Regions from separate parts of the Homo sapiens genome. Here all the other regions are linked to region 4. Evidence: chromatin contacts called from ENCODE Hi-C or POLR2A ChIA-PET data. All regions are on one chromosome and are shown on one strand. The core of a region is the stretch at or near the end of the contact, and the rest is flanking DNA. Distances in the headings are between cores, read along the strand shown.

What was found. Hi-C counts contacts between places; a loop is a spot of excess contacts on that map. ChIA-PET counts read pairs that join two places held with the same protein, here RNA polymerase II (POLR2A). Pooled maps may share reads with other maps.
Region 1: a loop to region 4 is called in a map of B cell, with 4 times the contacts of the local background. The contact joins the promoter of TPRN here to the promoter of TRAF2 in region 4. A Hi-C loop is called at or near these places in 1 of 168 maps with a recorded cell type or tissue (B cell), 4 of 37 single-sample maps with no recorded cell type and 10 of 50 pooled maps. POLR2A ChIA-PET finds 5 or more read pairs at or near these places in 2 of 52 experiments (CD4-positive, alpha-beta T cell and activated CD4-positive, alpha-beta T cell).
Region 2: a loop to region 4 is called in a pooled map, with 15 times the contacts of the local background. The contact joins the promoter of SNAPC4 here to the promoter of TRAF2 in region 4. A Hi-C loop is called at or near these places in 10 of 50 pooled maps.
Region 3: a loop to region 4 is called in a map of naive thymus-derived CD4-positive, alpha-beta T cell, with 17 times the contacts of the local background. The contact joins the promoter of RNF208 here to the promoter of TRAF2 in region 4. A Hi-C loop is called at or near these places in 1 of 168 maps with a recorded cell type or tissue (naive thymus-derived CD4-positive, alpha-beta T cell), 6 of 37 single-sample maps with no recorded cell type and 10 of 50 pooled maps. POLR2A ChIA-PET finds 5 or more read pairs at or near these places in 1 of 52 experiments (activated CD8-positive, alpha-beta memory T cell).

The regions. Positions count from the first base shown.
Region 1 is chr9:137,199,491-137,202,407 of GRCh38, reverse strand. It overlaps TPRN (taperin), which reads left to right and starts at 1,667. Exons shown (of 4, transcript NM_001128228.3): 1 at 1,667-2,917. The coding sequence starts at 1,697. RefSeq lists an enhancer at 679-1,207 and silencers at 1,436-1,905, 1,996-2,065.
Region 2 is chr9:136,398,703-136,401,756 of GRCh38, reverse strand. It overlaps SNAPC4 (small nuclear RNA activating complex polypeptide 4), which reads left to right and starts at 1,587. Exons shown (of 24, transcript NM_003086.4): 1 at 1,587-1,623. RefSeq lists silencers at 1,140-1,189, 1,340-1,549, 1,620-1,749, 1,820-1,929 and an enhancer at 438-1,374.
Region 3 is chr9:137,220,773-137,223,930 of GRCh38, reverse strand. It overlaps RNF208 (ring finger protein 208), which reads left to right and starts at 1,691. Exons shown (of 2, transcript NM_031297.7): 1 at 1,691-1,942; 2 at 2,193-3,158. The coding sequence starts at 2,719. RefSeq lists silencers at 439-788, 1,099-1,148, 2,089-2,138.
Region 4 is chr9:136,884,995-136,888,107 of GRCh38, reverse strand. It overlaps TRAF2 (TNF receptor associated factor 2), which reads right to left and starts at 1,592. Exons shown (of 11, transcript NM_021138.4): 1 at 1,567-1,592. MIR4479 (microRNA 4479) reads right to left here and starts at 1,375; the gene lies at 1,305-1,375. It overlaps LOC105376326 (a long non-coding RNA gene), which reads left to right and starts at 1,854. Exons shown (of 3, transcript XR_930448.2): 1 at 1,854-2,010; 2 at 2,758-2,815; 3 at 2,974-3,113. RefSeq lists enhancers at 160-895, 896-1,631 and silencers at 1,008-1,817, 2,038-2,167.

The sequences.
Region 1 (2,917 bases), core at 418-2,917, 310 kb before region 4:
TAAGGGAGGAGACACTTGGCTTCTGGAAAGCTGAAATGAAAGTTTATTCTGGCCAGGCCCAGTGGCTCACGCCTGTAATCCCAGCAGTTTGGGAGGCCAAGGCAGGCAGATCATGAGGCCAGGAGTTCGAGACCAGCCTGGCCAACATGGCGAAATCCCGTCTCTACTAAAAATACAAAAATTAGCCGGGCGTTGTGGTGGGCACCTGTAACCCCAGCTACTTGGGAGGCGAAGGCAGGAGAATCGCTTGAATCCTGGAGGCGGAGGTTGTAGTGAGCCGAGATCGTGCCACTGCACTCCAGCCTGGGTGACAAGAGCAAGACTCTATCTCAAAAAAAAAAGAAAAAGAAAAAGTTTATTTTCTCCAGCTTAATGGAGTGGCAGGAGAATAAGGCAAGCATTAAGCTAGCGGCTGCTGCAGACTGTCATGGGGCACAGAAGCTGAGAAGGGCATCCCCAAGTTAAAAAAAAAAAATCTGTTCTGCATCATTGCAGAGACCCAGGCGACCTTGGTGTGGGAAACAGCAGTGTCTACTGAGCAGGCTGCTGACTGCAGGGCAGGTGATGGAAAGAAGGTGATGTCCGTGCACTCCAATTCCCCTTCTCCCCGTGACTCCAAGCGATCTCCCTATTGTCTGCAGGCTTGAAAGGCTGTGGAAGCACTCTGAAGCCCTCCCTGGGGCAGAAGGGACTTGTCAGCCGGGAGGCTGTGCCCTCAGGGTCATGGTATCCGGAGCCTTGATGAGGGGACGTTCAACCGATGGGAGAGGAGTAACCTTAACGTGGCAGCAGGGTGGAATAATCAGACACAGGGGTCGGCCCTATGGGGCCCACCGTTACCCTGGCTTTTTTTTTTTTTTTTTGGCTCTGAATGCATTGGAGAGCTCTCCAAGCATGCAGGGCCCTGCCCTGGTGAACCTGCTTGCGTGTGGCGGGAGAGGCTGCTTCCTTTGTGCCTGCTCCTGCAGATGCTTTTTGGGGACCACGGATGGCAAGGTTGGGTTAAGAGGCTCCCACCTGGGCAGCCTATAAAAACTAGGGATTTCTGAGAAACTGGTTCGTTGGGGCTGCTCGGGGCTCCAGAATTGGCATTTCCAAGCCCCGCAGGCACCTGCCGGAGGTCGGAGGACCCCTGGTGAAAGCAGGGTCCGGGCCAGAGTGTGGCCTGTGCACCGTCCACGGACACGGGTGCCTTCGGTCCTGGAGCAGCGCCCTTCCTGCACCGCGCTCTCAGCGGACGGAACAGGCGGCCTCGGTGCTGGCAGCATGAGGAAGTCCCAAGCTCAGCCAAGGTCACTCGGGGCGCAGGGTCCAGGGGCCGCGCACCCGGCTACCCCCAGGGACGCCGGGAGCTGAGAGCGCAGAGGCGGAAGTGGGGTCTGCCAGTGAGCGGCGCGAGGCACCGGGGTGTGTCCGGGGGGCCGTCCCCAATGGAGGCCAGCTCCGGTGATAGGCGTTGTCCAATGAAGTCCCTTGGGAGGCGGGGTTGAGGCGAGTGTTGTCCAATCGGTAGGGTCACTTGAGGGGCCCGCCCTCCTCCCCTGCCATAGGTGGGCCTCCCGCACGGGGCGGGGAGAGCGGGCTTTCCCCAATGGTCGGTGGCCCGGGAGGGGGCGTGGCCGCGGCGCCCAGGCTGGCCGCGGCGGCGGCTGCCACTCCGGCCCTCAGTCCAGCCGTCCGCTGCCGCGTTCGCAGCATGGCCGCCCTGGGGCGGCCGGGCTCGGGGCCGCGCGCTGCGGTGCCCGCTTGGAAGCGTGAGATCCTGGAGCGGAAGCGGGCCAAGCTAGCCGCGCTGGGCGGGGGCGCGGGGCCCGGGGCGGCGGAGCCCGAGCAGCGGGTGCTGGCCGAGAGCCTGGGCCCGCTGCGCGAGAACCCGTTCATGCTGCTGGAGGCCGAGCGGCGGCGCGGCGGGGGCGCGGCGGGGGCGCGGCTGCTGGAGCGGTACCGCCGCGTGCCTGGCGTGCGCGCCCTCCGCGCCGACAGCGTCCTCATCATCGAGACGGTGCCCGGCTTCCCGCCCGCGCCGCCCGCCCCGGGGGCCGCGCAGATCCGCGCCGCCGAGGTGCTGGTGTACGGGGCGCCGCCCGGCCGCGTCAGCCGCCTACTGGAGAGGTTCGACCCGCCCGCCGCGCCGCGCCGCCGCGGGAGCCCCGAGCGCGCCCGCCCCCCGCCGCCGCCGCCGCCGCCCGCGCCGCCCCGGCCCCCGCCCGCGGCCCCCAGCCCGCCCGCCGCGCCCGGGCCCCGCGGTGGCGGGGCGAGCCCCGGGGCCCGGCGCAGCGACTTCCTCCAGAAGACCGGCAGCAACTCCTTCACCGTCCACCCCCGGGGTCTGCACCGCGGCGCGGGCGCCCGCCTGCTCTCCAACGGGCACTCGGCCCCTGAGCCCCGGGCCGGCCCTGCCAACCGCCTCGCGGGCTCCCCGCCTGGGTCGGGACAGTGGAAGCCAAAGGTGGAGTCGGGGGATCCCTCCCTCCACCCGCCCCCCAGCCCCGGGACCCCGAGTGCCACTCCAGCCTCACCCCCTGCCAGTGCCACTCCTAGCCAGCGCCAGTGCGTCTCCGCAGCCACCAGCACCAACGACTCCTTCGAGATACGGCCGGCCCCCAAGCCAGTTATGGAGACCATCCCCTTGGGGGACCTCCAGGCCCGGGCGCTGGCCAGCCTCCGCGCAAACTCTCGAAATTCTTTCATGGTCATCCCCAAGAGCAAGGCCTCCGGGGCTCCTCCTCCTGAGGGGAGGCAGTCCGTGGAGCTGCCAAAGGGAGACCTGGGCCCGGCCTCCCCGAGCCAGGAGCTCGGATCCCAGCCGGTGCCTGGAGGGGATGGTGCGCCTGCCCTCGGGAAGAGCCCCCTGGAGGTCGAGGCACAGTGGGCAGTCGAGGAGGGGGCCTGTCCCAGGACAGCCACCGCCCTCGCT
Region 2 (3,054 bases), core at 338-2,837, 490 kb after region 4:
TGGGACCCACACGTGATGGACGTGTGAGTCACGCAGCTGCACGTTTCAGAGCTGGACAGACTGGATTCTAGCATTGGATCATCTTTTCGGATCATGTGGTTGAATTTTTCAAACAAGGCGTCTGAATTGCTAGACCCCTAGCCTTAGCTACAGGTGAAGGCCAGAGCTTTCCAGCAGTCACTGTGGAGCGGTCCTGCTGCGTAGCCCTATGCGCCTCCTGCTCCTGCTGGTTGGTGAAAGCAGGCTCTGGATTCTGTTGGCAGAGCTGACTTGAGACAGGGTGCTGTGGTTGGGAAGTGCCGGAATGAGGTTCTGAGTGTATAGGCAGCTCTGGGAGCCCTGTAGCAGCAGGATGGGGGCATCTGGGGAGGATGCCTCAGGCCACAGGCCTTCCCTGAGGCCCTTTGGGAGAGACAGCATTTGATGGGGTGGGGGTCACAAAGGCCAGATCGCCAGGCGGGTCCCATCCACCAGATGCGTGTGAAGTGGGGTGGTCCCCTGGCCCTCATGCCAGCAGCTCATGGAGCAGGTGGGGCCCAGGGAAGCGCGGTGGGGATGGGCATGTGGGTTTTGCGCACCCCTCTCTTTTGATGTCTGTGTTTGAAGCGTTTGATAGTAAGAAGTTTAAAAATACAATTTGTGGCGCGGTATTTAGTGCCTGCCTTCTGCCTCCAGATTTCAAGCCCGATGCAGGGACTGAAACGAGGCGCTCGAGGAGCCCCCAGCCGCCTGGTTCCATCCCCTCCATCTGTTTCTTGCCAATCCCTAGCTCCCAGTTTGGCCTCACCTGGGCCTAGCCCTTTGCCACCAAAAGCCCACCTCCTAGGTAGGCAGGGCAAACCCTCTTTATAGTTCTCCAGCTGATGCCCCTAGCTCACCCCAGGCTGGAGTGGAGGCCCCCTCAACTGGCTGGGCCCAGGATGTCTTTGCAGCACCGATACTTAGAAGCTCTCAGGAGCCAGGAACTGTAGGCCCCTGCCCAGCTCCCGGCCGAGTTAGCCCTGGCACGTTCCTGAAGGAATGAATGCCCACTTAGGGGAGGGCCCCGGGGCAGCTCTCCAGGCCAGGAGACCCCAGAGGGTGTGCACAGGTGACCAGGGAAGCGAGTTTGTGTGGTGCGGGCCCCCACCCTCTGGCCTCAGTCTCCTGCACGTGCCTGGAGATCGGCCTGGCCTCGGCGATCCTGAGCATGCAGGGCAGGCTGGGGAAAAAGCCTTTCACGTAGACTTTCTCATCCGTTGCTTAACCAAACCCCAACATGTCCGTTAACAGAGGATGAAACAAGCACAGAGAGGTCCAGCGATGGCCGAAGGTCACAGCCAGTAAGGGCCGGTCTTCCGGATCGTGACCAGGTGGCCGGGTGCCTGTCCCTGTCTGTCCCCTGCCTTGAGGTCCCGCGTCCACCCGCGCCCCTCCAGAGCGCGCGGAGGCGGCCCCCAGGGCGGCCGCGCGAGGGCAGCATCGAGCCGTTCGCCTCTCTAGTCCCGGCAGGCCGCAGCGGCCGTCCCGGCGTGCCCCGCGCCTCAGGAGGCGGGACTTCCGGCGCGCGGCGCTCTTGTTCTGCAGCCGCCGGAAGCGTCGAGTCTGCAGTCGCCCGGGCGACGGCGGGGTCCGCGCGGCCAGGTAAGGTGTGCGCCCAGCAGGTGAGGCGCGGGTGGCGTCGGCAGCTTCAGGGCTCTCCCCGTGGAGGGGGCGCTGTCCCGAGGAGCGGATAGCCGAGGCCCGGGACGGGGGCGGGGCAGCGCCCAAAGTCGGGGAAACTGAGGCCCGGCGTGGCCCCCGTCCGGCCGAGCCTGGGCGCGCGGGGATTCTGGCCCTGGGAGCCCCTCGGCTGGGAGCGGGCTGCGGGCTCCGAGGAGGCTCCGGCGGGGCGGCCCCGGCTGCAGGGCGCCCGCGTGCGTCTCGGGGACTGCGCCGGCGATTCCGCGGTGGCCGAGCCTCGGAGGGGGTTTCCCCAGTTCACGCAGCGAGCAGGAGGCGGAACTGGGCCTGGGCCGGGTCTGTCTCCCAAGCCAGTGCCTAAACGCCCATCGTCCTGGCGCATCCTGGGGTTCCCTGGGCCCAGCCGAGTCTGGGTGGCGTCCCCGCAGCTGGGGCTGGAGGGACCGCCTGCTGCGCTCCGTCTTGGTGGGCAGCCCTCATGACCAGCCCTTGGGAGAGGGGTGCGGGGAGAGGGACAGCCCCTGATGTCAGTGGCTCAGCACGTGTGACTTTGACCTCCTTCCTGCTGATCATTGCTCACCTGAGCGACACGGGGAGGGGGAGGCAGCAGCCTCGTGTGAGGCTTCCAGAGGAAAGCGTCTCCGCCGGCCCGGAGGCGCTGAACCAGCCTGCGGTCGCTGCCAGCTCTGCCTCTGGCCGGCTGTTAACTGAGTTTACAGGTTCACAAGCATTTCGGGCATAAACAAGGGGCTTTGTGAAGGAGTGAGGGGACCTGGGCTGCTGATGCGGCTAACGGTGCTCGCGGGTGGATGCTTTGGTTTTGTTCCAGTTGGGCAGGGCCCCAGTCAGCCTCCAGCAGGGAGAGCCACGCCAAGGACGGGGGAGGGCGTTTCTCTTTGTTGTTGGGTGTTTTGGGCTCCCGGGTCTGTGCTAGTGATTCCTTTAGATTTTCTCTGCTAATGTTTCATTCTCCCACTCTCTCTCTAGCGTCCTTCTCCCTTCAGACTTCCTGGACCACAGTTCCTAAGAAAAAAGCTTGACAAACATTTGTTAGTGTCAGGCACTGCCACGTTCCAGGCGTTGTTCTGGATGTACAGAGAACAGCCAGCCTTCCCTTTGGGAGCTTCCTTCCCAACCATGCTGTTAGTGCCTGCCACCTGGGCAGTCTCAGTGTGTGTCTCTGTGAACGTTTCTCAAATGCCCTCTGTGGTCCGGCTCTGTGTCATGGGAGAGCAGGATGGCCAAAGTGGGTCACGGGCTGTGTCCTTGCCCTGTAGTGACTTTGCCACTGCACCCCACACCTTCTACGCTGGGTGGCCAGTTTCCATGTGGCTTGGTGTGGGAGCAGAGACGGGACAGTGGGGCCTGTCCTTGTTCATCCACTCCCTGCCT
Region 3 (3,158 bases), core at 442-2,941, 340 kb before region 4:
GCGCAGGCAGGGGTGCAGCGGGCACTGGCGAGTGCCGCGGGGACGACCCACGGCAGTGGGGCCCTTGGGGCCCAGGGGAGCACCAGGAAGGGCGGGTTCCAGTCAGACGTGGCCTGTGTAGGGCCAGTCAGACCGGTCGGGACATGAGTTCAGGCAACCCGGCCCCGATTTGGGGAGAACTGGGTGCTCCTGGGGACCCAAAACTTGAGAGGCCGGCGACGGAAGTCCACTGCGCAGGCGCCGGAAGTCCCGCCCACCTCCCTGCCTGCCACTTGAGTGGCGCCTATGGCGCATGCGCAAACAAGGCAGGAACCGGCCGTGGAAATATTATTGCCCAGAAGCCCACGCGCTCCGGGGTTTCCCGAAAGACCCGGTTCGGATGTGACCAATACTCGGCTTGGGGTTCTCCAGCTCTGAATGGCGGGTCTGAAAAGGCCTGGCCTGGGGGGCGGGGCCTCGTGGCGGGGGCGGGATCTCATCCCCTACGGGGTGGGGTCTCGCTGAGGGGGCGGGGCCTGCGGCCTGGTGCTTCCTCGGGCGCACGCCGGGTCGGTGAGCAGAGTCTGCGGCGGAGCTGGGCTCCCGGCCCTCCCCAGGCCCAGGCTGCCTCAGTTGCCCCACCATCTTGCCAGGGCCCCGTAAGGACCCCTCCAGCAGCGCCCCTGTCACCCGCACACCTCTCCCTATTGCTCTTCTGAGTGACACTCGCCCGAGGCCCCACAGAGGGGCCAAGCCAGACCCTATGCGCAGGGCTGCTCCTCCAGCCTGTTTTGCCCACGCGAGCTCCCGCACCAGCGGCACCGTCCCCTCTGGGCTCAGCACTCTGCAGGCCCTGGGGCTCTGCCTAGAGCAGGTGCGGTCTGGCCAGTCCAGCGGAGAGAGGAGCTGAAGGAGGCCAGGATGTCCAGGGCCAGGTGCGGGGCCAGAGCTGGTCACAGCGTGGCAGCGGAGGCCCTCGAAGCCCTGGTCCCCTGCCTCACGGTGACCAGCAAGCCCGAGGGCTCCACAGGCAGAAGGCGGACCCAGGAGGGCAGGGAAGCCCCGGGTGAGGAAGCGGAGAGGCCCGGGCCTGCGCGCTGGAGTGCCAGGGGCCACCCTGTCCGGGCAGGTGCGGTCCTCAGGGCCGCCTCCACCCCGCACTGGGCTGCCAGCCTGTCCTTCGCGCACTCCCACCGGACCCGTCCGTCCACCGGCCTCGGCCTTCTGATCCGCTCCGCCCGCCCCGCTCTTGCCCCTTAGAGTCACAGCGATCTATCTGAGCTACGGCACCGGGCACAGGCGGAGCTGGAGGACTCGGGGCCTTCCCATGGGGCGGGGGGCCGGGGACGGGGGAAGGCACCGGTGGGCCCTGGAACCAGCTCCCCTGGGATCCTCCGCGCAGGTCCCCTCCCTCTCACTCCAGAGTCCTGAGGCCTCCTACTGTGAGGGAGGAGAACAGCCGGATTCTCCTCCTGAATCTGGGGGGGCGGGGGCTTGACCAGGACCCAGGATCAGCCTGGAGAGAACTGGGGGCGACGCGGGGGTCCTGCCCCCCACGCAGTCCGCGGGCGAGAGCGACGCCGGGAGCGGACCGAGGGGCGGCCGGGAGGCTGGCCCCGCCCCGCGGACCCCGCGCGGGTCCCCAGACGGGGGGTGGCGCTGCGGGCGCGGGCGGGCGCCGCGCGCACTGCGGTCCCCGCGCCTCCGCCGCAGAGCGCGCCACGCTCCGCACGCACCTGCCGCCGTCGCCGCCGTGCCGAAACCCGCGCCCCGCGCCCCACGCCCGCGCCCGCGCCCCTCGGTGCCGCCCGGGCCCCGCCATCGCCTGAGGTCGCTGCGGCCGCCGCCGGAGCCGCCGGAGCCCCCCGAGCTGCCGGGCCGAGGCGCGGGCGCCGCGTCCGGGCCTGCCTTTGAGACAACCTCTGCGGCGGCGGCGCGCGGCCGGGACGCCAGGCTGGGGCAGGTGAGCGCAGGGGGCGGGGGCCGGGGGCGGACTCAGCGCCCCTCCCCACGCGACGGGGGTCGGCCCTCGGGAAGGTGCGTCTGGCCTTGGAGGCGGGGACCGGGGAGGGGGTTGGGTTCTGAGGCCCGCGGAGGTCGGGATCCCACGGCTGAGGTCAGGGTCAGAGGTCGGGCGCCCGGTCCTTTGTGCAGGGCGAGGGCTAGGGTGGGGGTGGCCGGGGCACTGCCCTCATGCCGTCTCTCACCTGCAGCTCAGGCCTGGCCCAGGCCTCGCCTCTGCTCCTGCCGCGGAGCCTGCCGCCCCGGTCCTCCTGCAGCCAGCGCTTCGGCTAGCTGCCTTCCCTGGGCGCCCTGTCCTGGAGCCATGGGGCCCACCCAGCCCCTGCCTGCCCCGATGTCCCGGCCCGCGGCCTGCTGACCTCGGCTGCAGGGGGAGCCCCCCCCGCGCCCCCTCGCCAGCCTCAGCAGCCAGAGACCCTGGGTGAGACCCTGGGCCAGACCCCCAGCCCAGGGCAGCCTCCCACCCCTCCCTGCCCCCGCCTGCCTCCCCCTCCCCCACCCCTTCCTCCTCCTCCCAGGACTGGACCAGAGAAGCCACTGTGGCCACTGGGGGGGGCCCTGCACCCCCAACTCTCGCCGGCTGTCCCTAGGAGTCCACGGGCCGTCCGGGGCCCCCCCCAGGCCTGGCGGGACCAGGATGCTGCCCTGTCACCTGCCCCCCAGCCCCACACAACGCCCCCACCCACCCGAACATCCAGTCTGACTGGAGACAGCCGGATGCCCTCTGACCCCGGGCCCGAGGCGGGCAGTGGCTGGCCGGGCCTCCTCATGTCCTGCCTGAAGGGTCCCCATGTCATCCTCAAGATGGAGGCCATGAAGATTGTCCACCCTGAAAAGTTCCCTGAGCTACCGGCTGCCCCCTGCTTCCCGCCTGCTCCCCGGCCCACCCCAACTCTGGCACCCAAGCGTGCCTGGCCCTCAGACACAGAGATCATTGTCAACCAGGCCTGTGGGGGGGACATGCCTGCCTTGGAAGGGGCACCCCATACCCCGCCACTGCCACGGCGGCCCCGTAAGGGAAGCTCGGAGCTGGGCTTTCCCCGCGTGGCCCCAGAGGATGAGGTCATTGTGAATCAGTACGTGATTCGGCCTGGCCCCTCGGCCTCGGCGGCTTCTTCGGCGGCGGCAGGCGAGCCCCTGGAGTGCCCCACCTGTGG
Region 4 (3,113 bases), core at 343-2,842:
CCTAAGGTCAAGAGTTTGAAACCAGCCTGGCCAACATGATGAAACCCTATCTCTACTAAAAATACAAAAAATTAGCCGGGCGTGGTGGTGCACGCCTGTAATCCCAGCTGCTCGGGAGGCTGAGGCAGAAAAATCGCTTGAACCCAGGAGGCGGAGGCTGCAGTGAGCCGAGATCGAGCCACTGCACTCCAGCCTGGGCAACAAGACCAAAACTATCTCAAAAAATAAATAAATAAAATTACAATTTTATATGTAACCCCATCTTTTTCAGGCTCAAAATAATACCAAATAGAAGCTTGATAACAACCTAAACTCTTAACAACTGTTTATACAAAAGTATCAGAAGCAAGCGTGGTAGAAGAGGAGATCTTGAACCTTACAAGTGTCCACCCATTAATACATTCAGTTCCTCTTATTAAAAACTAGGGCTATTAACAGGGAGAGAGACTGAGTTACAGGGCAGTAATTCCGTCCCTTCAAAATCATGTGGCCACAGAGCAGGGTCCGTTCTCAGTCCTAGTTTCCCTTGACTTGACCCAGACCAGACTCCCTCCTCCTCCGAGCCCCGTCTTCACCGGCTGCCAGACACCCCACCCCCTGTCGGCCCTACACCGAGTGGAGGCTTGGTGCTCTTCTGCACTGACCCTCAGCCCTCGGGGCCTCAAAATGACAACTCCAAAATACCCAGCTCTGGCCCTGACCGTTCCCCTGACCCCAGGCTGCCCATCTGGCCGCCTCCCGAGAGGCCATGGGCGCTGTGACTCCTTCATCTTGGCCTAGGAAGCACCAGCCTTCAGCTGCTCACGCCAGATTCTTGCAGACATTGCAACTCCTCTTTTTCTCGGCTCTACCTTCCACAAACATCCCCTGCTACTGCCAGGACCAGGCCCCGGCCCCGATCCCGGCCCGGTCCACCGCAGCCCATCCCCGCACTGGCTCCTTGCTGCCCCCGACCCTCCCAGCAGCCAGAGGGACTTTTCACCCAGGCTCAGCCTGGGTCTCCCCAGCCACTGGGCAGGAAGGCAGCAGAGTCGGCTCCGCCCCCAGCCTCACTGGTCTTCCCCGACCCCTGGCTGGGGGGCGCTGGCAAACTCAGGGGTCGGAGGCGCCCCTGACCCTCCCGAGCACGCAGCCGGCTGAGGGTGCGGGGCTTCGGGGACACGAGGGGCCCACAGCTGAGCGTGGAGGGGCGACAGGGTGCGGGGGAGCGACGGACCCGGGACGGGGCAGGGCCGGGTGGGCCGCCCACGGGCCTCAGGCGGTACTGGGAGCCGCGACCCCGCGCAAAACCCCGGACCGTGCCCTGGCGCTGCTCCGAGCACGGCCGCGCGCGTTCCCGAACTTTCCCGCGCCAGCCACGCTCGGACTTGGTTTCCGGCCCAGCGGCTCAGAGAAATCCCCTCGGGCTGGCCCCGCCCCCGCCCCGCGGCCTCTCCCGCCCCCGCTCCCGCTCCGGCCCGGAGTCTCCCTGAGAGGTGCCCGCGCCTGCGCCCGACCCCGCGCCCGACCCCGCACCCGACCCCGCGCCCGCGCCCGACCCCGCACCCGACCCCGCGCTCGCCTCACCCAACGGTCGCAGCGCGCCCGGAACTAAGGGCCCGCCCAGCTACCGCCCCCAACGCCGCCGCCGCCGCCGCCGCTCCGCCGCGTGCGCCTGACGGACGGACATGGGAGCCAACCAGCCAGCCCTCAGGAAGCTGTAGCGAGAGCCATTGGCCAGATACGCCCCGCTCCGAGCGCGCCTGACGGACTGACGCCGGAGCCAACCAGCGAGCCCGCAGGAGCCGCAGCGTGCGCCGATTGGTCGGCGCTGAGACGGCGTGGGTACCTAAGTCGCCCTCTGCTTTTTCCTCAAAGAGCGCGCCGGGGCGTTGGTGCGGGGAGCTGGTGAGGTGCTGCGCTGTGGGGTCCGCGCTAATTGGGTCCCTTCCCCAGGTGCGGCGAGACAGCGAGGCCCTTGCTTCCCCTCCCGTGGCCCCGGGGCGGAGACCCCTGCCGCACACCCGAGAGGTGAGCCGGGAGCCCAAGCCGGGCGACACCGGTTCCCACGAGGCGCGCGTCGCGCGCGGGACGCGGGGCCCTGGCGGGGCGGCCGCACCTACCCGACACCTGCGGGTCCCTCCGCCTCCCCCGGTGCCGGGCGCAGAGCGGCGCCTCAATTTGGGTAACATTTATGAGAAACAGGACTAAAAGAATACTGCACACTTAAGTAAGGTATTAAGGCTATGGGGTCTCCTTTTGGGGTGAGGTAATGCTCTGCAACCGGACAGTGGTGACGGCCGCCCGACATGGCCGGTGTGCTAATCTACTGGGTTGTGCACTTTATTTATTTTTTTTTTTGAGACGGAGGCTCACTCTGTCGCCCAGGCTGGAGTTCAGTGGCGCGATCTCGACTCACTGCAACCTCCGCCTCCCGGGTTCAAGCGATTCTCCTGCCTCAGCCTCCCGAGTAGCTGGGACTACAGGCGCCCGCCATCACGCCCGGCTAATGTTTGTATTTTTGATAGAGACGAGGTTTCACCATGTTGGCCAGGCTGGTCTTGAACTCCCGACCTCAAGTGAAAACACAACCTATGGCCTCCAGACACTCAAATGAAAACAGTGGCCTTGGCGGCCAAAACAGGGGCTGCCCTAGGAGTCCTGTGGGCTGCATGGGGGAGGCGGCACTGTCATCTGCCCAGGAGAACGGGAGCTGCAGCAGGTTCTCTCTGGCGGTGCACGGGCTAGCACTGGACACACCACCCCCTCTCCATCCAGCCTTTGGTGAAATGGAGACCTTTCACCCCGCTTTGCAGAGAAGGAAACGTTCACGGAGGTAAGTCTCCTCCAAGCATTCAGACCCTGAGACCACGGGACTCCTCAAGGATGGAATACACTGCAAAACAGGGCAGGCTTTGAAGTTGCATAATTTACACAGGCCACGCTGTCCCCAGGCGCCAATGCCACATTTCATATATGTTACTTGGTTTGCAGTTGGAATTCCCCTCCGCCCCAAACCCACATTCCTGGGACAGCAAGGCCTTGAGATGGAACTCAGGAAGCCATCGGATTCCATCAACGTCATCACCCCTGAGTTTGCTGCAAGCAGCCATGGAAACGTCCCAAGTCCGCAC